Linked DNA regions of Mus musculus: all the other regions are linked to region 2. The links are chromatin loops, found by intact Hi-C in ENCODE. Cell type or tissue: heart. All regions are shown on one strand. Each heading gives the region's core, and the rest is flanking DNA. Links, peaks and the distances in the headings are about the cores only. Region 1 holds the start of Gm51680 (a long non-coding RNA gene). Region 2 overlaps Gm39349 (a long non-coding RNA gene). Region 3 has its middle 9.1 kb from the start of Gm34105. Region 4 holds the start of Gm51681 (a long non-coding RNA gene). Region 5 overlaps B930092H01Rik (RIKEN cDNA B930092H01 gene).

Evidence for each region. A loop is a pair of places that touch in the nucleus more often than their neighbours do. Peaks named below come from ENCODE experiments on the same cell type or tissue, not always from the same donor. Only the 100,000 strongest peaks of a DNase experiment are listed, where the experiment ranks them.
Region 1: a loop joins it to region 2, with 2.3 times the contacts of the local background. A loop is called at or near these places in 4 of 42 quality-filtered maps.
Region 3: it touches region 2 in a loop (6-fold over the local background); 4 of 42 quality-filtered maps call a loop at or near these places.
Region 4: it touches region 2 in a loop (2.0-fold over the local background); 4 of 42 quality-filtered maps call a loop at or near these places.
Region 5: a loop joins it to region 2, with 1.9 times the contacts of the local background. A loop is called at or near these places in 3 of 42 quality-filtered maps.

What each region holds. Positions count from the first base shown.
Region 1 is chr9:61,029,880-61,034,658 of GRCm38, reverse strand. Gm51680 (a long non-coding RNA gene) reads left to right here and starts at 994. Exons shown (of 3, transcript XR_003948176.1): 1 at 994-1,192. It overlaps Gm33699 (a long non-coding RNA gene), which reads right to left and starts at 2,428. Exons shown (of 6, transcript XR_003948174.1): 1 at 1,813-2,428. In heart, for the core only: no CTCF peak of the experiment used is centred there; DNase peaks (open chromatin) are centred at 841, 2,388 and 2,718; H3K27me3 peaks cover 1,219 bases.
Region 2 is chr9:61,347,238-61,352,016 of GRCm38, reverse strand. It overlaps Gm39349 (a long non-coding RNA gene), which reads right to left. Exons shown (of 5, transcript XR_870815.2): 4 at 4,584-4,698; 5 at 3,289-3,842. Among named protein-coding and RNA genes, the nearest start is that of Gm39349, 10 kb to the right of the region's middle. In heart, for the core only: a CTCF peak has its summit at 2,085; DNase peaks (open chromatin) are centred at 716 and 2,156; H3K27ac peaks cover 586 bases; H3K27me3 peaks cover 3,916 bases.
Region 3 is chr9:61,213,347-61,218,125 of GRCm38, reverse strand. No RefSeq gene overlaps it. Among named protein-coding and RNA genes, the nearest start is that of Gm34105, 9.1 kb to the right of the region's middle. In heart, for the core only: no CTCF peak of the experiment used is centred there; a DNase peak (open chromatin) is centred at 2,965; H3K27ac peaks cover 202 bases; H3K27me3 peaks cover 3,351 bases.
Region 4 is chr9:61,282,026-61,286,804 of GRCm38, reverse strand. B930092H01Rik (RIKEN cDNA B930092H01 gene) reads left to right here. Exons shown (of 5, transcript NR_045334.1): 3 at 793-866. It overlaps Gm51681 (a long non-coding RNA gene), which reads right to left and starts at 3,276. Exons shown (of 3, transcript XR_003948178.1): 1 at 3,084-3,276; 2 at 2,548-2,781; 3 at 1,356-2,368. In heart, for the core only: no CTCF peak of the experiment used is centred there; DNase peaks (open chromatin) are centred at 2,344 and 2,414; H3K27ac peaks cover 294 bases; H3K27me3 peaks cover 4,000 bases.
Region 5 is chr9:61,275,905-61,280,683 of GRCm38, reverse strand. The region is part of intron 3 of B930092H01Rik (RIKEN cDNA B930092H01 gene); the gene reads left to right. Among named protein-coding and RNA genes, the nearest start is that of Gm51681, 5.2 kb to the left of the region's middle. In heart, for the core only: a CTCF peak has its summit at 2,872; DNase peaks (open chromatin) are centred at 1,453 and 2,927; H3K4me3 peaks cover 1,274 bases; H3K27me3 peaks cover 2,344 bases.

The DNA of each region.
Region 1 (4,779 bases), core at 336-4,335, 320 kb after region 2:
TATTATTTCTTATTTTTTATTTTTGGTTTTTCTAGACAGGGTTTCTCTGTTGTAGCCCTGGCTGTCCTGGAACTCACTTTGTAGACCAGGCTGGCCTCAAACTCAGAAATCTGCCTGCCTCTGCCTCCTGAGTGCTGGGATTAAAGGCGTGCGCCACCACGCCTGGCTTCTCCATGTCTTTATTTTCCTGCCTCTGAAGCTGTGGTCACTAGGCCTAGGTTAGGTTGTCATGCTCAGGGCCATTATCCCTCATCCAGTCCCAGGGCCAGGTACCAGAGCAGAGCACACCTAGGGGATCAGCCTTCTAAGAGTCTACTGAAATTACCCTAACCTCTCAATCCAGGGCTGCTCTCCTAACCCTTTCCACAGTCCATCTGTCCCCACCCCCGTCCCAGAGAAAAGCTCTTGCCCATATCCGCCTCATTCCCCCTGCCTCCTGTCTGGCCTGGTGCTTCTGCATATGGTCCTAGGTGGCAAGGCATGGTGTGGTTAGCATGCCTCTGCTCTGGAAATTAGGAGTGTCTAAGGAGTTTGTCCATGGCAGTCATCCTGTCTTCTGATCACCATATATGAGAAGTTATAAAAGCTGTATCTTAAAACAAAGAAGGGGTGAAAGGAAAGAGGGAGGGAGGGATGGGGAGAGAGAACTGGAGGAGGAAGGAGGGAGAAGGAAGGAAGAGTGGGGAGGAAGGAAGAGGGAGAAGGAGGGAGGTGGGGACATGGTGTTGATAGGAGGGAGGGAAGGGTGAAGACAGCCCTTAAGTTTCCATAAGGATCATGTAGCCTGTCACTGCCTCCTGCTTTGAAAGAAGCCTTTTCCTGGGATATTCTGGATATGTTTATACGAACGCCCCTTCCTGGGGCCATGGCTGATGATTAACACACTATCTCTGGGGATACAATGACTGGATGAGAGTTCTGGCCTGATCCTCATTGCTGTGGGATCAGGAACAGCTGACGTAACCCGTGACCTCTTCCCTGAATAGTGTGTGTGCGCGTGCGTGCGTGTGCGTGTGTGTGTGTGCTTGCCTGCATGTGTGAGTGTTACAGTCTGTCTGTTACAATGAGAGGTACAATGAGAGGGTGTGTGTCCAGCACGGATCCTGCCCAAAGCACTCATTTCACTCCACAGACAGTGAGCATCATGGCCTGCCTGTCCTGAGTCCTGAACCCGGAGTGTCATCTGGTAGAGGTACTGTGCTGTTGGTCATAATGGCCTTTCTCACCCAGAATCCCTATCTGGGTCTCTTGGTCTCTGTTTCCTAGAGAGCCAGTTAGCCGCTGTGTGTCCTCAGCCTAGGGCTCAGGGTCAAGGTCAGGGACAGATGCTTCTGCCCTCGGGAAAGCTTCAAAGGCCTGAGAGCCCCAGTCCATGCCTGGGCTTTCTCAGCCCTGTGCTCTGGGGCGATGCTGACGCTTCCCAATGAGGAGCTGTTTCCCCGGCTGATTCTCACACGGGAAGGGGCTACTGGAATGGCCTTCCAGTCTCCTCATCTCCCCCGACACCATCACTCAGGGAAACACGGCTAATTTTAAAATGGCTGCTCTCGTGATGGACGAGATTAATGGATCTTGAAGAGCAGCCAGCGTACCAACTGCTCCTGCAGCCATGATGAAAGCTAATAATGTAGAAAATTCTGCCAATTCCTTTAATTCATGAATATTTAAGCCTGTGAAAAATCTGTCAGATTATATCATTTTTTCCTGGTGATTTTCCGCCTAAGTACATTCGTGGCGGCCTGCCAGGTGCTCAAGAAACTTCAGCGCGAGTAAAATCATTCTTGTTGTTGGTACCGTGGGCCTCCATCTTACCTTCTTTCGCTGGATTTATCCTCCATCTCTGGGCAGGAGTCAGGTCCGCTGAGATTGTCAGCGACAGCCTCAGCATTTGTATCTCGGCAGGCTTGGAGTCTTCTCCTAACCTAAGGCTGGCAGAGCTCTTCAAGATCATAGCTCATGGTTTTCAATTTGTGTTCTGTGCTATCCATAAAAGTAGGTGCCAGGGCCTCGGGCTCTCTGGGAGGTGTTAGGGCTGGAAAGGCTGGGTGGGTGGGGCTGTGGGATTGACACCTCATTCCATCAAATAGTCAGCTCTGAGCAGCAAACAGCCTTCCCTAGAAAGACAGAGTACGTGTGTGACCCTGCCTGCAAACAATGTCCCTCAAATCTCAAAATGGCAATAGAAAGAGAATCCCTCAAGGAGAATTAATTTGTCCACCTCACAGGACCTGAACTGTGACCACGCCCAGTCCCACTGGTCCCTGCCACCCACGCCCACCCCCCACCCAGCTGCCTCACTCTCTAGCACATTGTAGCAGCCCACTATCGCAGGTCTGAGGCAAACAGGAAGTGAAGTTCAGATGGGCGGAAGCTCCTAGTCACCAGGAAAGTCCTTTCGGGAACCCTACAAAGACTAGAGTGACAATGAGCCTGTTTAGCCATTTGAGAGGGAGGGGACGGAAGGGGAGGAGGAGCGCGCGCGGGGGGGGGGGGGTCTGGAAGGAGGGAGGTTGGCCAATTTCGGAGATGATTATCATTCAGGGACTAGTTGGCTGGAGGAAGGAGGGAGCTGCTTTTTATAGGATCCAGTTCCGCGTTCTCTCCGGTTATTCTCCAAAAGCAAACCGGCTCTTCAGTCAGCTGGCAGGAGAGCCAAGAGAGCTGGGCAACCGGGCAAGTTCTGGCGGACATGGCCCAGGTTCAAGGTTTGCTCCAGCTGGTCACGTCCTCACCAGGGCAGCGGGCCTGCCTGCCTGCCCACAACTCTATGCCAGGAGCCCAGGTCAGTTCTCATCTCTTAGGGGCCTGAGTCCATCCAAAATCAACAAGTCTTTTGTGCTCCTCCTTCGGAGGCTGTGTAATTACAGCAAACACGCATCGGCGGCACACAGCCATGCCCAGGCGATTGTTGAAGTATCTCAAATGCACTTGGCATTGGGTCTTGGAGAGCAACGCGAAGAACCACAGCTCCAGTTGGCTCACGCTGGCCAGAAAACAAGTGATTTCAGAAGTCGTGAGTGGCAGGCTGACCGGGCAAGGATGACAGGGCACTGTTCAGCTATTTTCTTGATAATGGGTTGCATCTTGCCACCAAGCTACCCAATGGATTCATAAGGCAGTGCCTTAAAAAAATAAATAGGACAGGCCCTTCATGCTAATGCCCAGTAAACGCATCAGGCTGCTGACAAATGAACCCCTGCTGTTTCCCTGGGTGGTTTCAATTTTCCTCATTTTTTGTATTCTTGTTTGAAAACTATAAAAGCATAAAAGCGAAACCATATACCATTCCCCTCAAGTAGGTCTGTTCCCACAGGCAGCCAGAGAATGGGGTATGGGGGTGTTATGTGAGACCCGGGCATATTGTCCCTCTGAGAATCTATGCTCTAGATACTGGACTCAAACAAGGTTCTGTACAGGGAGTCCTCAGATCCAGGCCAGGGCTCATGGAAAGGGTAACTAAGAGCTGGTGACTGCTGTCTGTATGATGGGGACCCAAATGCTAGCATAGGTGGGCTTGTTGCAGGATTGGATAGCTCTGTGAGGGGACGGCTTGGTCTTGGGGCTGGGTCCCTGCTCTGTCTGATACCAATGCTCATCTCCCTAATACTGACCTTATCCCATGCCTTGGCACTCTGTGAATGTGCTTTGGGGAATGATTAAAGCTTATGCGGTCTCTGTCTCACCCACTAGCATAACCAGAGATAGCATTTAAGCTTGGGAGGTGGATGACTGAAGATGAATTGGACAAACTGGTCATCTTGTTAAATTGTGGTAATGCTTATAAGGAGGGATTGATGGCCTAAGAGATCTGAGGGATGGTAGAATTTAGTGGGCAGGGGGAACAATAAGAGCAAGGCCCTAAGGACAGTAAGGTGGGATGCTAGGAGCTGTCGGGTTGGGAAGCCTGTACTAACCAATCGATGCAGTTAATTTGGTGGCCATTCTTGTGGGGGCCTTAACAGCCAAAGACTGTTGGAGAATGGCTTACCTCAATAGAAAAGAACTGGCCTTGGTGGTTTTTGGTTTTTTGTTTAAAAAAAAAAAAACAGAGGTAGGTAGAGTCAGGTCTTGGTTGCTCAGTAAACTGTGAACAAGAGGGACAGGATTCCAATAGCCCTGAGTCAGGGGCCTCCTAATAAAACACACTGTAAGGACAGTCACCTCATTCTATGGCAAGGGTACTCTGAAGGGTCGGTTGGTGACTTGGGTAGTCTCAGGAATGGGGGTGTGAGTTTATAGATCTATAAATCCCACTCAGAGGGGCAGAGTGACCAGGCTATGGCTGCATAGCAAATGAACAGCTTTTGGCTTCTACAGCTCTCAGTCTTTGGCCCTCTTTTCACCAGGCCTCTGCTGCTCCAGAAAGGACCCAATACCTGGCCGGGGTCAGCCCTAAGTGGCTCTGAAAACCACCCACTTCCTCTTCCCTCCCAACCCCGCACTTGCAAGGCATCCCTTTGTGTAGTCTCCATGTCCCCTTCAAGCCAGCTATAGAATTCTGCTTGGCCACCATCTCTGGTCAGACAGTTGTCCTTCTGTCTTCTCTTCTTCCTGCTGAGCTGGTCAGGGGGGCTCCGAATCCTTCCCCCACGGCACAACCCCAACCTGACTCTGTCTCATCTCTAGTTTGTCTAGTTAGTCCAAAGGGCAATATCCTACTGGGTGAAACTTCAAGGAGATGAGGACACTGAGTTGGAAATGAGTCCCTCCTCCCTCCTCCCTCCTCCCTCCTCCTCCTCCCTCCTCCCTCCTCCTCTTCCTAGTAAGACCATCTTGGGA
Region 2 (4,779 bases), core at 416-4,415:
TTTTATGGGTATTTCACCTGCATGGATGTGTGTGCACCATGTGTGTGTGACTGGTTCCTGAGGAGGTTAGAAGAGGGCTTTGGGTCCCCTGGCACTGGAGTCACAGAAGTTTATGAACCACTATGTGGGTGTTGGGAATTGAACTTGGGTTCTCTACAAAGGGAATAAGTGTTCTTCAGTTGCTGAGCTATCTCTTCAGCCCCATGACCCCATGAAATAGAATTTAATACTTCATGCTCTTTGTCCAAACCCACCAAAAGCAGGAATTAAATAAAATGTGGGGCACACATCTGTAATCCCAGCACTCCAGACGTGCAGACAGGAGGAAAGAAGTTCTGGTTTATCCTTGACTACCTAGTGAGTTCATGACCAGCGTGGGTGCTTGTGAAATGACCTACCGACCAAGTAAATAAGTAAATAGTAAGGAAATAAGGTCCCTGCTTTCCCCCCCATATCCATCTCAGTATCTCAGTCACAGTAAGAGATCAGTAAGTGTTGAATGAAAAAAAAAAAAAAAAACCCTCCACTGGCCAGTATACAAGACCACTCCCAGGCATATTAAATGAGAGTACAATCATCCATTGAATGGGCTTCCTTCAAAAGAGCCATATATCCTGGAAGCTCCATTCCAGACGCCCAGATGGCAGGGCCTGGGAGAGTTCCGAGTTATTCCTATTGAAACTGTTTCCTCTCAGAGGTCCAGAGTTCAAAAGCAAGGCATTTGCCACAAACAATTGGTCCAGTGTGAGAGGATGTGGCTGGCTGGGCTCCAGGGCCTCGTGGGACTTTGAGCAGTTACTAATGCAAATAGAAGGGAAAAGACTTATCCCGGGGGCAAATGTGGTCACCCAGAAATGCAGCCTCTGGCAACAGAAGGGAAAGAGAAGGTTAGGCTCTGTGCTTTGGGGAGAATGTCCTAGGACTTTGGAGGGGACTCGGGACTTCAGTCAGGAGGTGTAGGCCTCAGCAGAGAGCTAGGTCTCACATAAAAGTTTCTGTCTCTCTCACCTTTGTCTTAAGGCTGAGGGTAGTGGTGGCACATGACTGTTCACATGAATTAGTTAGCGGCAGAGGGCATCAGGTGCTCTGACCTGCTATTGTCTGCCTTGTCCCCTTGAGACAGGGTCTCACTGAGGCTGGAGCTCCCAGTTGAGGGTTGTGCTAGTTGGGAATCCCTGGTTTCCACTCTCCTCAGTGCTAGAGTTACAAGAGGGTCACTTGGCTTCCACATAGGTCCTGGGGATTTGAACTTAGGATCTCATGTGTGAACATTAGACACTCTTATCCACCAAGCCATCTCCCAGTGCTCAGAACTAAGTTTCTGTTCACCCAACTCTGACTCATTTCCCAAGGAAAATTTTCGCAGTTCAGGGTTATGGGCAGGCATATCAAGGAATCTTCCTGATTGGCGCACTGACTTCAGAATGCAGCTCTTTCTCTCTTGTGCTGAGGATAGCCCTCTACTGAAGGTAGGTAGTATCCGTGAGTGACCTTCTGCTGTGACATTTGTCCCTGCATTGCTGACTATGCACATGGTCTTCCCAGCCTTTGTCCACACCTTCCCTCCTTTCGAGTCACCTCTTCTCATATACTGGGTCCGATCATCATCCATTCTATGAAGGCTTTCTCTTCTCACCACAATCAGTAGGGACCCAGAGAGTAAGTGTGGAAGGAAAAGAGAAAAAGGGGGCAGAGAGAGCATTTGGAGCTACCTGGATGTTTGTCACTAGGCATGCATTGAGCATCCAGTACCATGTGCTGTGCGGAACTTGCTGAATGTGCACATTCCCAGTCCCCTCACCACGCCCCAGCAAAGGATTTCATTCCTACTCAGCTTTAAAGGTGTGTGTGTGTGTGTGTGTGTGTGTGTGTAGGGACAGTGTGTGGAGGACAGAAAACAACTTTTTGGGGTTGGTTCTCTCCTTCCGCCTTTTTTGAGTTCCAGAGCTTGAACAGATGTCACCGGGCTGGCCCCGCCAAGCTCTTTCACCCACTGAGCTGTCTTGCGGGTTTTCATTCTCCTTTTAAAGCCCATGCTGTGGTAGCAACTGCACTACACTCCTGCTTCTCCTTCTGGGCACTGGGTGGAATTTCACTTCTTGACCCAATGTGCTTAGGTGGAGCCATGGGAACAGTTCCAGACAATGATGTGTGAGAGGAAGTGGCCATCATTCTAGGGTGACGAGTGCTTCCTGTTTCTTCCTGCATGGTGACAGGCCAGCAGTGCTTGAAGAGGTGGCTGTTTTCCCCAACTTTCGCCAAGTGCCTCCCGACCTAGGATACACATAGAATACTAGTGAGCAAGAAATCCAATTTGATGACTTACCACAGAGGTCTGGACTTGTTTTATCCAGCCCATGCTGACCAAAGCATGGTTAGTGTTGATCGTTGCCATGACAAGATTTGGAATTACCTGGAAAGGGAGTCTCAGTGAGAGATTGTGTAGACCAGAAAGGCCTTTGGGCATGACTGTAAGGGTTTTTCCTTATGTGGGTGAACTGAGATGGGAGGTTCCACCCTGAATGTAGGCCACACCGTATATCATGGGCTGGATGGCCCCTGGACTGAATAAAAAGAGAGATGGAGTGGAATGTAAGCATCCCATAACTGCTTCTTGACTGTGAATACAACGTCATGAGGTGCCTCGAGCTCTGACTGCTGGGACCCTCAACCTCCACATGATTGAGCTTAGTCAGTCTTCTCTCCAGTAAGTTGCCTTCATCAGGGTATTTATCATAGCAACCAAACCCCAAAACCAAACCCAAGCCTTGGGAGGATCTGAATAGCTCTGGGAATGAGGTAGCATTGATTAAACACTTCTACTGAAAGGTGAGGGGGGCCAAGCAACTGGGCTCAGTGTTGTTGCCTCAAAGATGCAAGGCATGGGTCTCTTTTGGTCCATCTGGAAGGATCAGCCCTGAAACTTGTGCTTGGTCCACACAGAAACCTTTTGGCTAGCCTGCCCTGTGCATCCACAGTGGCCCCACAGGACAAGGCAGGGCAGGGCTGGTGGGAAGAGAGGGCTCCCAGGAGGGCCTTTCCCTATCTATGCTCCCCCCCACCCCGTCCCCCCCCTCCGTGGGCTTCCTTGTCTTTTTAAATGACCATGAAACAGCTCGAAGACAAGTGCCAGCTAACAAGGTTAAAGGAGCCTTAAAAACAAATGACGCCACCCCCCCACACTCAATTCACTGCTGAGTAAAATTTGTCACTTCAGTAAGCATTTTATTGGTAATTACAGAGTTACTTTATTTGCATATTACAGAGCTGTGAGCAGCCCTGGCGAAGATGTTTAGTGTCCCTGAGCATCTTGGAGGGAATTACTCAACCCAGACAGGGAGAATTCAGTAATTATTCCCTTAAAACGGGAATTTGCTAATAACTTTGCAGTAGATCACTTTATTTTTTACTACCCAATAAAGCAATTAAATAATAAGCAATTAAGTGCCAAAGTGACTCTGCAGAAGACCTGGCCCAAATCTGGCCTCTGTTGCATTTTGAAGGGGCAGTTAAGTCTAGCTTCAGGAACACCAGAATCAGGAACCAGAAAAAGCTGACACCAGGTTTCCCCCCTCTCGTCTTTAGAGTGGGGTCCAGGAGCCCAAGATGGCTGAAGCGCCATCTGTACTTGGAATAAGGCCCAGCGGTCCTCCCTGAGGCCAAGCCTGAAGGCCCTGGAATCCAGCTGGCTGTGCTCACAGGTAGCTCCAGCACTTGTTATTCAGGTAACGTGGACAGGTGGCTCAGGCTGTTCCCGGCCTTCATGTTCTTCAGTAGTGAGGCTCCTGAAGATGCAGGTGTCACCTGGGGACTGTGGTGATCATGACGTAAGTGAAGTAGGGCTCAGAAGAGAGGAAGTAGTCAGTGAGCATGCAATCCACTGTCTGGCCCAGGGCCCACTGCCACCACACCAGTGAGAACTGGGTCTCTGCCAGGGAACGTTATGAAAGGAGCGAACGGAAAGGTGATCCGTCAGCAAGGTGTGGAGTGGTGGGCAGTCAGGGGCACTTCTTCCATAATGCCTTCACCTTTTGGAATCTAATCCTAGCCTTCAGGAGCAAGTGCTTCAGGGGGTCTGAGAACACTCACTGGGTATCATCTTCATCATCATTCAGAGAGAATGTGTGTGTGTGTGTGTGTGTGTGTGTGTGTGTGTGTGTGTGTAGGTCAGAGTACAACCTCTGGGAGTCAGTTTTCTCCATGTACCATGTAGGTTCCAGGAATTGAACTTAGGTTTAATAGCTTTGGCAGCAGCAAGCACCTTTACCTGCTGAGCCATCTTGCCAACCCCACACTGGGCTCCTTACATGAAAGACAAGAAGAGTGATACCTAGCTGAGGGCCAGGTTGCCAAGCGTCTGGAATCTAAGTGCATGCCTCGTCTGCATGGCTTCCTGTCAGGCAGAGTCCTCAAAGTTATCTTTCAGTGGACATGATCTTGCCCTCAGAAAGGAACGCTACAATTTCAGTCTGGCTCTCTCTTCACTTCTGATGGACGCTTCCTCGGCAGTGGTTTGGAACACTGGCTCTCCCTCTCTGTTAAGTATTTAATGACTTGAAAACAAACACTGGAGGAGATGCTACCTCAGGCCCAGAGTGTCTGCCGTCCTGCTCTTTCCGTGGTGGCTGAGTTCACCCTCTGTGTTATCTGTCTGCCAGGTCTGCTCAGCTGTGGTATAGTGATGAATAATGTAAAATGCTATTCCAGGAAGGAGAGAGAGATCACATACATCTTTAAAAAGACTTGCTTTCCCACCTGCCCCCACACCAGGCCCGATGA
Region 3 (4,779 bases), core at 524-4,523, 130 kb after region 2:
ACCTGGACCTCCTACATGAGCTTGGACCCCCTACCCACATTTAGCCCCTCTCCAGAGCCCTCATGGCCTTACCACCCAATCATCAGATTCCCTCTCTCTATCCTTCTTACCTTCCCCCTACAGCTTCCCTGCCCCCATGGGACCCACATCTCGGCAGGGACCTCACTCAGTCTGTCGGACCCTTATCAGCTGTCCTCTGCCTCCTTCCTGGCTTCTGGCCACCAACATTTATACTAGCTCCCATCTTCCTGCAACACCCTCTTCTTGGCCTTGTAAGGCATCCAGCTCCTGCCCTGTCTCACTTCCCCTTAGAGCCAAATCTTTTATTTGGGGTAATCTACAGGTGAAGTAGCTTCTACTCTCTGTGGACTTGCTTTGAATGAACCAATGACTGGCCAAATGAATGAAGGAGACTCTGAGAGTAGGATGGTTGGGGGAAGGTTCTGGAGTCAGTCAGATGTGGTTCAGTCAAGGCCATGACACTGCCCACCGCATGACCGGGGTGGCCACAGAGCCTCATCTATACACAGATCTGAGAGGTGCAGTGCTTCCCATCTGCCTTCCTGAGGCTGGAATATGGATTGTATAGGAACATTCTCATTCTACAGATCCAGGCTCCTGGACAGCATGCAGCCTCCGTCAGCTCTGACACCGCTGCTTAGCAACAGAGATAGCCCCATCATGAGGGGCTGTAGGTATCCTGGCTGCAGGTGTCTGATGGGAAGAGAGTCTCAATGAGGGCAGATAAGGCTGCCCTGAGTATGTCTTTGGGAGATTGTCTTGACTGCCTTAACTAATGTGGGAAGACTCATGCTGAAGATGGGTAGAGTCCCTAGGTCTGGGCCTGGGACTATATAAGTAGAGAAGGCACGGTACTAAGCATGTATACATTCATTATTTCTCCGTTCTTGACTGTGGATATGATCTGAGCAGCTGCCCCATGCTCCTACCACTGTGATTGCCCCCACAGTAAAGGACGGTACCCTGGATTGGAAACCCTGTGTTTATCTTTTCCAGGGTATCTTATCACATCAGCAGAAATGAAGCTGGGGCACCATGCACAGGAGAAACTCGATGCTTTCTACCTTAGCCCACTTCTTTGATGTCTCCAGGTCAGTGGGTCATGGGCACCTGCTGGCTCGTAATGAGCCAATAACTTAAGAGGCCCAGAATATCATCCTGCCCTGCCCTGAGACCTCAGTCTAACTTCCCTGGCCATTCCATATGCATCCCAGGCTATAGGGACCAGAGATAGCTTCCCATCGCTGTATAAATATACACAAAGGAGATGGAAGGGCCTCTGAGAGTTGCCACCACTCCAGTCCACACTCCTGTCCTTCATCACCCATGATCTGTGAAGACAGCTATATGGAGTAGTTGCTGTCTGCGGCATGCTGTTCCTGGGATGGCGGGTACCTTTATTCCCTTGCTTTCTGGGCTTCCAGCCCTCACTGCTACCCTGCACTCCTTTCCAAGTGCCAGTCAGGCATGGGGACTGTTGGCTTGCCCAGAGCTGTGACCCTGGCAGGCGGGAGGAGGAGGGCGGGCAGGGCTGTCACCCTTCAGCTGGCTAATGTGGAGGTCTTAATGAATATGAATGGCCGCCTCCTCCTCCACAGAGCTGGTCCCATCAGATTCCTTCACACCTCGGTGAGCCCAGAAAGGTTACTTGGAATTAAATGTAAATCACATATTTACTGGTATGAATCAGCTCACGGTATCACTTTCTCACTGCGGTGAATTTAATCACACCTCAGCCCTGAGGGCTTCTTCTTTCCTGTGGGTTGTGGGGCACACCTGAAAGAGAAGGTCATGGCCTTCCGATGTGGGGGTAAGGCTTGGGGTGTTGCTGAGCCTGGGAAAGGGCAGTGGGTACAGCGGAGGCTTGATGCTGGTCTGCATGGTCCTTTGGTACCCAAGTCACGACTGTCTGCTATTGAGCATCATGTGAGTGAGTCAGAGGCAGTAGCAGTGGGGCGGATAGTAGTTCAGTTCACAGTTAACACTTGCTCTGTGTTGAATGATCTCAGGAATATCACCATTAAAAGGCAGCTGCCAGTAACTTCTCTTTCTAGTGTCACACAGATTTCTGGAGCCTTGGGGAAAACGAGGCCCCTGTCAAGGCTCCATTTGAGTTACCCTGTGCCGAGAGGCACATCGAGTGGAGGGGCCCAGCCCCTTGAGACATGAAACCTAGCACAAAACCACAAAACATGGGTGCAGCACAAGGCCTGTTGGCTCTACTGATCCCATTGCGTGTTACTTACCTACAACCCAGAAGTGTTCTGTAACTGCGAAGAGAATGACCAGGAGACCAGCACAAAGGCTCCTGACCAAGAAATAAAGGCAGCCAGCCCCTGGGTTCCTGGGTCTCCTTCAGATCTTCTGTGCTGTGGTTCACACGAACCATTGAGGAATAATGAGACTGTCTGTGAGGAGAGGCTCGACACTCTGTATGTGCAAGCTCTCAAGGGGCGTGATGGCTAAGGAGCTCTGTGTGGGTCACTACCTCAGCTGGGCAGGATGCAGGGGATACCTGCTTCCTCAGGATGTCACCTGACCATCTCTTCCCAAGTCTATTCATCAGAGTTCAGATTCAGGGCTAACAGCTGTGTGTGTTTGGTGAGACCTTTACAGCTTCCAAACAGCACGTAAGGCAGGAGCATGCAGCTTGCTTGCAGGTGGCACAGAGGACTCCCTGCTGGTCTCCAGTTCTGCCCGTGGAAAGCCTGAAAGCGGGGGGGGGGGGGGGGGGGCTGGCATGCATGGTGGTCCCCAGCCTGACTTTCTCCTCCAGGACGCTCTGTGCTCAGAGTCCTCCCCAGAGCCTGGACTTTCTCCACTGGACTGCTCCTAACTGCAGAACTATTTTCCAGAAAACTGAGCCTGCATTGTCTACACAGGAAGCCGTGTGTGTGTGTGTGTGTGTGTGTGTGTGTGTGTGTGTGTGTGTGTGTGTTTAACCCAAAACCCAGATGTAGTTCTTCATGTATCAGGAAGTTTCTTTCTACAGTTTTTAAGGAACACAGCTCCCTTGGGTGTAAATCAAGGGCCTTCTTTTTATGGATGGCCTTGGTGCCAGGAAAGCTCTGGCTTTGTTTACCAGCTTCGGTTGGAGGAATGTCTGTCGGATTTAGAAGCAGGCTGTAAGTAACCCTGCACGGTGGGTGGGGAAGCCGAGGTTCCAGAGCAAAGATGTCCATTTCGGATATTACTTGAGCTATCTATCTGTTGTTGTGTAACTGTATTAGTCAGGGATCTCTAGAGAAACAGAATGAATGCATGTGTGGTTTATTAGAGTAGATTGTAGGCCGAGGTCTGAGTAGTCCAATAATAGGTGTTTCATGATGGAAAGGCCAAGAATATAGTAGCTGTTCAGTCCATGAGGCTGGCTGCCTCAGCAGTCCTAAGCTGGCACTGGCTTTCTGGTGGATTCCTGGAGACCTTTTGGTCTTCAGTCTACTCTGGAATTCTGACATCAGTGAAGGAATACCTCGGAGCAGCAACAGGACAGATGGTCTTGCCAGCTAGAGTGAGGGCAAGCAGGCAAACAAAGTTTCTTTCTTCCATGTTCTTTTATGTGGGCTGCCAGCAGAAAGTGAGACCAAGATTTAGGGATGAATCTTCCTGCTTTAAATAATCCGATTAAGAAAACCTCTCCCAGGAGCGCTCAGCCACTTGAACTTTTAGTTGATTCTAAATGCAGTCAGGTTGACAACCAAAACATCATAATAACCAATCACCCTAAAACAATGCAGCGATGTAAACGAAACTGGATGACTACAGCCATAAATCCGTGGGATCAGGAATTTTGATAGAGCCAATGGCAATGTTTTGTCTTTATCACACACTATGCCTGGAGCCCCAGCCTTAAAGATTTCCATACTTGGTGCAAGATAAGGTAGAGATTAAACTGTTGGTAGCTGGAGCCACCCAGAGGCTTCTTGATCTGTTTGGTGGTTAGGTTGCGATATCTCAAAGTCTATGTACAACTGACCAGTTGATTAGTGTATCCGAAATGCATCTCCATGCATGTGAGTTTCTAGCAGCATAGGGACTGGGATCTGAGGGAGGGAGGACAAAAGAGAGAATTCCACAAATCTAGGGTTCAAGAGTCTAAGGTTGGGCTCCTGAAGTTCCCTGGGACCATGGACACCAGGCAGGGTCATTTCTATTGGTTATAAACTAGTGACGGAGGCTAGCTCCCATTCAAGGGGAGACAAGTTAGATTCCGTTCCTTGGTGGGAAGCGGCAAGATCACCTGGCAGAAAAAACGCACGAGGTAGAAGTTCCTGTCACCACCATCTTGGAAACCACACCCTGTTACAAGAGCTGTTGTTTTCATTAAGCTTCTGGGACATCAATCATTCAATCAAACAACCGACAATTGTGACCAACAAGTGTTGATGACATTTCTGTCGTGCTAGTTCTTAAACCAAGAGACAGGAGAGGGAGAGGGACCCTACTCCAATCTCTCCAAGCTTCTGAGCTTAGAGAGCCAGTCTGTAAGATGGGATTCCGTTGGAGGTCTTTTTAAAAGATAGATTCATTTTTATAGTTTTTAATTTTGTGTGTGGGGGGGACATATAGGCCTGTTAGTATATGTGCCCAACATGGTTGGAGGTATCACATGTCCCTGGAGTTGCAGTTATAGGCAGTTGGGAGTAGCTTGACAAGGGTGCTAGAACCTGCACTTAGATCCTCTGCAAGGCTAGTCTCTGCTCTTAAACACTGAGCAATTGATTTCACTAGCCCCCAGCTAGTGATCATTTGATGCCA
Region 4 (4,779 bases), core at 378-4,377, 65 kb after region 2:
ACAGAGTGAATTCCAGGACAGTGACTACACAGAAAATCCTTGTCTTGAAAAACAAAGTGAAAGAAAAAAAGAGGTTCTTTAGGGCTTCAAGATGACTCAGCAGGTAGGGGCAATGCTGCTGTTGCTGCTGCTGCTGCTGCTGATGAGGGGGACGGGGATGGAGATGGGGGTGGGGAGGAGGAGGAGTTTGATCCCTAGGCCCCACATGGTGGAAGGAGAAAACCACCAGCTTGGTACGTTGTTCTTGATCATGAATTTAGTTGCCTGTATGTTGCTGTTGCAATAAAACAACACCAGGACCAGAAGCAACTTATGCGAGAGTTTATTTTGTCTTACTCTTCCAGGGGTAAGAGTCCACCATGGTAGGGAAATGTGGCAATCAGTGGCAGGCTAGGAGGCTGGAGCAGGACCCTGAGCAAGCACAGCTTTAACCTTGAGCCCGAAGCAGAAGGGCAGGAACCAAACTCGAGATGAGAATGTGAATTCTTCAATTCAGTGATGCATTTTCTCCAGCGAGGCCATGCCTCAGAAGCCTTTCCAAACAGCTTCACTAACTGGGGACCCAGAGTTTCAAATGCTGAAACATAGGGGAAGGACTCTCATTGTCACCACAGGTCTCAGTACACATGCTCCACAGCATCCAGGCAAGCCTTCTTCACAAAAGGAAATAAATAAACTTAAAAAAAAAAAAGATTCTTCAATGGGGATAGGCCGCATGTAGGGGAGGTGAAGGGGGGTGACCTTGCCTTTGGATATGGAATGTGAAATTATGTGCATATCTTTCATTTGCAGAAGAGCCCGTAGCACCACCCAAGGAGGAGAGTGAAATCAGACTTCATGTCACGCCCACAATTGGAGAACTTCAGGTAAAAGTGCTCTTTAAATATGTTAGGGGTGAGTCTTGTCTCATCCAACCAGTTCCTTGAAGGCAGAGATGTGGGCCATAGGGTGCCCGCATGTCTCTTGACCGTGTCTCAGGGTTCCATGTGGGCCTCACACACCTGTGCCTCTAGGCTCTTCAGAACACCTGCGTTCCCTAGAGACATTGCCCCAGGCCAGCCCAGGCCAGCCCAGGTATATTCTTCCTGCTAGAGCCTAGGGCCTCCAGATCCTGTCTCTCCTGAAAACTTCTGCTCATCCTTTTGAGCCCCAAGAGTGAGTAGCACTGATAACTCCCACAAATAAGGTATCACAGGTAGCCAGGCATGGTGGCACACACCTTTAATCCCAGCACTTGGGAGGCAGAGGCAGGTGAATTTCTGAGTTCGTGGCCAGCCTGGTCTACAGAGTTCCAGGACAGTCAGGGCTACACAGAGAAACCCTGTCTCGAACCACCCCCCCCCCCAAAAAAAAAGATACCACAGGTAAACGATGCAGCACACACAGCCTTTTGGCCATCTGTCTGAGCTAGAGGCCATTTTCTTATCCCTTTCTCTTTCTCCCATGGACCTTTTTGGGTAGGGACTTTGAGGGTGGCCCAAGTGCCACCCTCAGTGGCTAGTGCATCCTTGATTCCCAGAGAGAACTACTGAAGTCCTGACGTGATATCAGCAAGACTGCAATTCCCATTTGGGATCACAGGCTTTTCACAGGATCAAGTGTGTGGAGGGGCGGGTCTATAGGAGGCCACAATGCTTGCTTTGTGCTCTGTGAGGTGCTCCACTTCAGGGCAAGGCATGCCTTGTGCAAAACGCCTCTAGGTTCTTCCTCATCCAAGGATGAAGAACATGGAAAGGAACCAACAGAAGATGGCTCAGGTCTTGTTGGGCAACACACGGGGTGTAAAGAAATGTCTCTGTTGGCAGCATGCTGGCACGCAGGCCTTTGGCCAAGCCCTCTGTGGAAATGGCTGCAGAGACTGCATAGAACAAGTCTGGCTTTATTAAGTCCATCTTGTAGATGAGCAACAGGACCTGAAAGTTGGCCACCTTGCCGGAACACAGGCTGCTACTCCATCTTCTCCCTCTAAGGTGAAGGCCACCCTAGCATGTGGGGTGATGTTTGCCTTGGCACTCAGCAGATGGTCCTGCACCTACCTGCACAGTCCAGTCCAACTGTAGATTACCCTCCCACACATCCCACCTGAAGGTCCAGCCAAGATCCACTTCCCTCTCTGCTGCTCGGTTGGGCCCAATCCCTTCTCCTCATATGTTTCAGGCTGGCTCTAAAACAGCAGGTTGGCCTTTGAGCCTGGCTGTGTGCTCTGGGAAGTAGGCTCTGTGCCTGGCTGTGTGCTCTGGGAGACTTCTGCGGAGGCCAGGACAGAGGCCATGCACTCGATGTACCAGAAGCCACCACAGCCTGGTCCAGGACATGGTTGAAGTGGCCAGAGGAATCTAGAAGTGGTTCTCTGATCCCAGAGAAGAGGCTGGTGGGTTAAGGAAAAGGACAAACCCGGTGTGAGAGTTTAGGAAGACTGCCAAGCCCCAGGGCCTGGCTGATGGCAGCCTGGCTGCCAGGGCAACCCCCACGCAGGCTGATGGAGCCAAACCGACAGCAGGAGAGGCCTACCCTCCCAGATACAGGAGAATGAAGGGACTGACTCACTGGTCCAGCTGGATGCTATCATTGCTGAGGGATGTAAGGCAGGAAGGTGATCCTAGCCAGGTCCCATGGCTTCAGGATGCCCCAGAATTAGCCAGGCTCTTTGAATTGGCCAGGGTAGGTTTGGTGGCTCCTCGTTTGACAGAGTAGAGGTGAGCTCAGTGCCTGCTCTTGAGGAGTTGAGACTAGCTAGACAGCCCCATGGACAGGCAGGGTGTTCAATTTAAGATCAGAGCCCTGGATTTGTAAAAAGACAAGCATGCAGTCTAACTTGAGACAAACGGTGCTATCATCTCCTTAGTCTTCATCTTTGTTCTCTGCTATGTGAGGATCAAAGCAAGGTGGTATAGGAAAACTCTTAGCGCAGAGCCAGGCACATGCTATGATTCCCTGCACACAAGTCAAGGTGCTTGCTCCACACCTTTCCCTGTACCCACCAGGAAAGCAAAGCAGAATGGCCCCACCTTGCAACCTAGCCATTCTCCCCCTCTTTATCAGCTGATGCTTGCTATGAGCCCTCCAGGAAGACCAGCACTCACCCAATTACTCTCCAGGGAGGAGCTGGAGTCACCTTCTGACCTGGCCTCAGGCTGTGGGCAAAGGGAGGAATGATCCTGAAGGTAAGGCTGGCCCCAGGAGCTCCGGGCCACCTGCCCTAGTCTTGTGCAATTGGAGAAGCAGCTAACCCTGTGGCCATCTCAGCAGAGACAAGTAGCAACAAGGAACCTACTGCTCACACTGCCCACATTCCGGGATGCCTGAGTCTGGCTCAGAGATGTAACAAGATACCACTCTGGGCTCTGGTTGGGGTGCTGGCCAAACAAGTCTCCTGAGCCTTCCAATTCATACAGGGTGCCTTACCTTCTAGCACCTTCTACCGTAGGGTGCTTTTCACGTTCTCTGTTGAGGATGCTCTACCGAGTTCTGAGTAGACAGGACAAAGTGGTCCTTCAGACACATGGGGTCACATAGCTACCTCCTCATTGGCTAATCAAAGCAGAACCTTCATGTGTAAGTAGAATCTGCAGAAAATTTGGTCAGAGACTCATAGTCTGTAATTTTTTAATTTGGATGTAGAACGGGTCATGCTCGTATCCATGTTCAGGCATGTGAGGCCTCATCTCATCGGCACATGAACTTGTGGGCTTGTGAGGTGGGACACTGAATTCACAGAGCCTGCTTCCTAGGTCACAGGGCCAGGACAGTTTTCCTGTGTGGTGCCTGTCAGAGGCTGGCTGTGAGAGTCAGGCTTCCCGAGAGCCACAGAGGGAGGAGCCTATGCCCTGATCACAGAGCTAGCTGATCAGTTCTGGGGATGTTCCATGATTAGGGGGCAAACACCATACCCAATTAACACCCCGGGAGCCCTTGGAGACAGTTCACTGAACAAGCTACAGATCTGAAATTAAGGAAGGAGACCTGTAGTCAAACCCACTTAAGCTCCTCCCACCACCTCCACACACACACCACGCTCAGGGAAAGGGGAGCCTAGAGCCTTTTCTACTTGTAAGCCGATGACAGGTCTTTGTGGGTCTGGAACAATCTCCGGTGTCATTGGTGCAGCTGTGGAGAGAACCCAAGGCTTTTCTTAGAGAGGCCAGGAAAGGGATCAAAGTCTCCCAGGACTTCTGATTCTCATTATCTTTTAATTTCCTATGACACATCATTACATAAATGTAATCCTTCCTAGTTGCTCTCTTTCCCTGCCAAGTTTGAGCTGTATGTGACATGGTTAAGGGGAACAGGGTGATTGGCAGAGGTAGGAACATGGGCAAGATCCCTGAGTCTGGGGCAGCAGGGAGCAAACGAAGAGAGTCTCCCTCAAGGGGTTAAGGATGGGGGAAACTCAGGGGATCCCCAGTTTTAAATTTGTATTTTGGGTGTAGAATAGGTCATCTGGGGCACTGATTGATGTACTGTGTTTAGGCAGGCAAGGCCTGGTCCCCACATGACCAAGGAGGCCTCTGAAACATTGAAGCTCCAGGGATGTGAGCATAGCTTGTTGGGTAGGGGGTTGGGACTCTGAACCCACAGGTCCTGCTTCCGAAGTTACAGTGCTGGACAGTGTTCCTTGTGTGGTGCCTATCAGAGGCTGGATGTAGGAGGCAGGCTCCCAGGGTCCTCACAGAGGGGGCAGCCCATGCCCTTGTTCACAGAACAGCCCTGGACAACTCTTCTGCCTACAATCTGGGTCACTGTAGATAGCTGCCTAGCTGAGCTAGCTAGGCTGAGCAT
Region 5 (4,779 bases), core at 571-4,570, 71 kb after region 2:
CCATAACCAAAAAAACAGCTCGGGAGGAAAGAGTTTAATTCAGCTTACAGTTACATACTCAGTGCCTCACGGAGAGATGTCAGGGCAGGGGTGGAAGCTGGAATTCTGCTCACTGGCTGATTGTCCATGCTGCCTCAGCCTGCTTTCCCAGACACCTAGGATCACCTCCCACAATGCACTGGGTCCTCTCAATCAATCACTAATTAAGGAAATGCTCCACAGGCTTGCCTACAAGTCAACCTTATGGGATGTTTTCTTAATTGTTCTCGTCTCACCGCCAACAACAAAAACAAGGCCCAGAAAGCAGCCAGGTGGATTACTTTATGATGTGTTGGGGACAGGTCTAAGGAGAGAAGTCCTGGTCTCCAGTCTCTTATCTAGAAAGCAGGTAGAGTTTATATCATACATCACACCAAGAAGCTCCCAGAGTGCATATTGGTACCTCTCTCTTTGCTGCAGGGAGAGAGAGAGAGAAGGAGAGGGAGAGGGAGGGGGGGAGGGAGAGAGAGAGAGAGAGAGAGAGAACAGGAAAGACCAAATAAAAACAACTGTAAGGTGGAGGGGTTTATTTTGAGTTACAGTTTTGGGGTAGAGTCCATCATGATGGGGAGGTCATGGCAGGAGAGCCTTGAGCTAGCCAGTCAGATGGCATCCATGGTCAGGAAGGAGAAGGGGTGAATGCTGATGCCCAGCCTGCTTTCCATCAGGCAGGCAGGCACAGCAACCCATGGGATGGTGCTGCCCAACCTAGCGTGGGGTCTTCCTCCTTCAATTAACTCAGTCTAAACACTCCTTCTTCACTGACATGTCCAGAGGTGTGTCTCCAGAGTGACTCTAGAATCTGTTGCCAGTCAAGAACCTCACAGTGGTACACGGGCATGTGCACACACACACACACACACACACACACACACACACACACACAGATCAACAGACCATGGAAAACGACCTAGGATTGGTTACGACCACAGTAGGTCGTCCATTCCCTTCCTCTCTGACTGTCAGTTTCCTCAATCTGGAAAAATTAAGGGATATAGATTAGATGGTTCCTTCTGAGGGAAGCCTGAGGGACCTTGCTGGTAACCGCACCATCATCTGATTAGTGTTCAATTTAAAGCAGTTAATAGACAGCTGGAACTTTGCAAGGCTGGCCAATTACTAGGCGCGGCTGGAGAGCACAGTGCCAGAGAGCACGCTGGGTCCTTGGGGACCAGTCTATATATCAGGGTGTCATCAGCCACTCCAGGGACCTGCAGTATGAATAGCATTGCCGGAGGTTTCGCGCAATGCAAAACAAAGGGAGCTCTCCCGCAGCAGCTCTCTAGGGAAGTAGGACACTCAGAGGCAATTTCCTGGAGTCCCCACCAGGCCCTGGGAAAGCTGAGCAGTGGTCTGGGAGCCTGGCAGAAGGCTGTCCCTCCTCCCTCATCACCTTTCCCTGGGCTCTGCCTGCTGCCTGCTGACAGGACCCAATTAGCATCCTTCTGAGAGGCTGGCAAAGCAAACAAAGAGGAGAGGGATCCCCAGGAGAGAAGACCCTGACAGTGCAGGTCCTGAAGGCCCGAACACAGGCCTTGGACTCAGCCCAGCCTGGAATCCCAGAGCTCCACTTTGCAAGCCCTGTGACTCAAGATAGCGCAGTGGCTTGTTGGAGAAGCAGGTCTGTTTGGGCTTCAAAATTAAGTAAGAATGAGATTTATGAAAGCCATTGAAAGGACGAAAATACGGAATTCACTGGGACCTCCCTGGCGCCAGGCTGCAGATATAATCTGTAGCTCAGGGCATGGGGGGGGGGGGAGGTACTGAGTCTGGGATCTGTGTTTAAGTCTCTGCGACTGGCTGGTGCACCCCTGAAGACGAGTCTCACCTCTCTTGGTGTCTTCATCTGTATCCTGAAAACACTTACAGTGTTTCCCCCAAAGGAATGAAAGAGAAAAGTGAAACTGCCTGGCTGGGAGGGGGGTGGGACTGTGACTCAGAGAGGGTGGCACTACTTTTCTCAGCGCCCAAGTGACTGCCTCAGGTGTGTGTCACCATGCCACCTTGGGACAGCCTGACCAGGTTTAGAGGGGTGGCACTTCCAAGTCCTGGATGACCCACAGCAGCCCGCCTGCCCAGCGGTTAGCTCAGGAAAGCCTCAAATTATACAATTTATGAAACTCGATCCAGTTTTCCGTCTGGAACGTGTGATTAGAAAGATTACACATTGCCTGTTGCAATTATGGTAATGTTGATGTGTGGACAGATAACTGGCAGCGGAGCTGTTCTCAGCCATCTATTTATAGGCTCGGATTCTTGCTATCTCAAGGCAGACATATGGGCCATGAAGGCAGGCGACAAAAAAAAAAAAAAAAAAAAAAAAAAAAAAAAAGCCAGGAGGGGGAGCGTGAGCCTCCCTCGGAATGAAAAGACACCAAAGGAAGCCGTAATTAGGGCTGGGACTGGCTTATGTAAATCAGGTAATACTTTCAAAACAGACACGAGATCCGGTTTTAATAAAGCACATTGGAACAAATGGCGGAATAATGACTTTAATAAATCTAAATACAAATATTTTGTTTCGTCTCCAAAATGAACAGCCCTGGCATCTGCCGAGCTTGGGCCCGGGCGAGGGGCGGCGCTCAGTGTTACTGCATTCTTACGCTCCCTCAGCAGGCTTGAGGATTTTAATTTTTAGCCTTCTGCTAAATTACACGGGCTGTCAGTCAACTGTGGGAGATATTTTGAGTAGCGAGATTTATACAAACACACAGAGCACACTCAGAAGGCTCTGCACAATATCTTTTACACCAACCCAGCATGTAAATCACAGGTTGTTCCGGGCCTTGAATTACAGCTTTTCTGGAGATAGACTGCAGAGACATCATTCACCAGTAGGAGGGATCTGGTGGCACTTTCTCGATGCCCTTCTCACCCCAGTGTGAATCAGAGGCTGACTAGGAGAGTGTTCTTTTGCACTTCCCACCCCAGCTCTGCTGCCTGCGCCTGCGGTTGTTGATCCATGAGGCAAAGAGGCTGCCCGTGTGTGCTCTGATTAGTTAAATAATGTTGTCCTGGACACAGACCGATCTCTTCAAGTGAATAAGACTAGGCATGATGGCTCGTGCCTATAATTCTAGCACTTGGGAAGCAGAGGCTAGGTGCTAGAGGATCTCAAGTTGGAGTTCAGGCTGTGATATAAGTGAGTTTAAGGGCAGCCTGGACGACTTCTTGTATGCTGATGGACAGCTCTGCGGTAGGCAGTCCTGTGAGCATCACTTCCTCTGGTCTTCACTATACCTAAACACCCATGCTTCACTCACTGACATTTTATGTGATATATTGTTCTTCTTTACTTAATAGAACTAGGTTTTGTTTTATGTATGTATTTCTCATGCTATTTTAAACTACTGTCCTCAAGTCTATGGATTCTTTTTTTCAACAGTTTTTTTTTTCTTCTTCTTCTTCTTTTTTTTGTTCTTCAAGACAGGGTTTCTCTGTGTAGCTCTGGCTGTCCTGGAACTCACTCTGTAGACCACGTTGGCCTTGAACTCAGAAATCCACCTGCCTCTACCTCCCAAGTGCTGGGATTAAAGGTGTGCCTCACCACTGCCCCGCCAAATCTATGGATTCTTAATATAAAGGCAACACACATTTCAAATATGTCTCTACCCACAAGGTTTTGAGTGGTCCAATGATTCCGCTTACGGAAGTTTGTTCCTCAGAGTAGTAATGTTGGAAGGTGATGGAACCTTCAAGAAGCGGGGCCTCCAGAGGTAATTTATTAGGTTATTAGGTCCTGGAAAGGGTCTAATGGCATCCTCATGGAGTTAGTTCTCTAGAGAGGACATTCTTAGAAAAAGAACAGGACCACCCACTCCACTCCTTAGCTTTCTGATTTGCCACTCAGGCTCTCTGTCTTGCATGCACTCTCGCCATGACACCCTTTGCCATGATGATATAGCCAGGGAAGCCCGGGACAGAACCCTCATCATGCTGGTTGTACTTCCTAAGTATACTTCTTCTCTGTGTATATTACTCCCCTCCCCCACCCCAGGTATATTGTAGCAATGGAAAAAAAAAGCCCAATACTACACACATGGGAACTAGGATTAATGGCCTGTATTTGGGAAGAGCTAGCCTTTATTCTGTCACATTTTGTTTTGTGTTTTTAAACAGACAAAGGTTGTGATGGCAATGTTCTTAAGCAGCCAAAATAGAAATCTGGTGACCTTATGCCACTCTCGTAGAGGCCTGTGAAATCCAGCAGCCAGGCCTCACTCACCCATATCCTCATGTGATTAGAGTTTCTGCACTGCAGGGCAGGGCTGAAGGCATTCAGCTGTTTCTCCTCACCTACATCTATTCACAATCCCCTCTCTACTCATTTCTTCTCTCTTGTTTAACCAGTTCTTTATACATTTGTATAACTGTCCATGCATCCATCTCTCCACCTATCATTCCATTAATCCACCCATCCACTATGCATGCACGCATCCACCCACCCACTTATCCTTCCATTCATCCACACACCCATTAATCCCAGCCACCTGCCCACTCATCTATCCATCTATTCACCCATCTATCTATCCACCCATCCACTCATCCACTATACATCCATTCATCTACCCACCCATCTATCCACCCATCCATCCACCCATCCTTCCATTCATCCTTCCACTCACCATCCATCCATCCATCCATCCAATCCATCCATCCACCCTTCCGTTCATCCATACACCCATTAATCCCACCCACTTACCCACTCATCCACCCACCCATCTACCTATCCTTCCATTC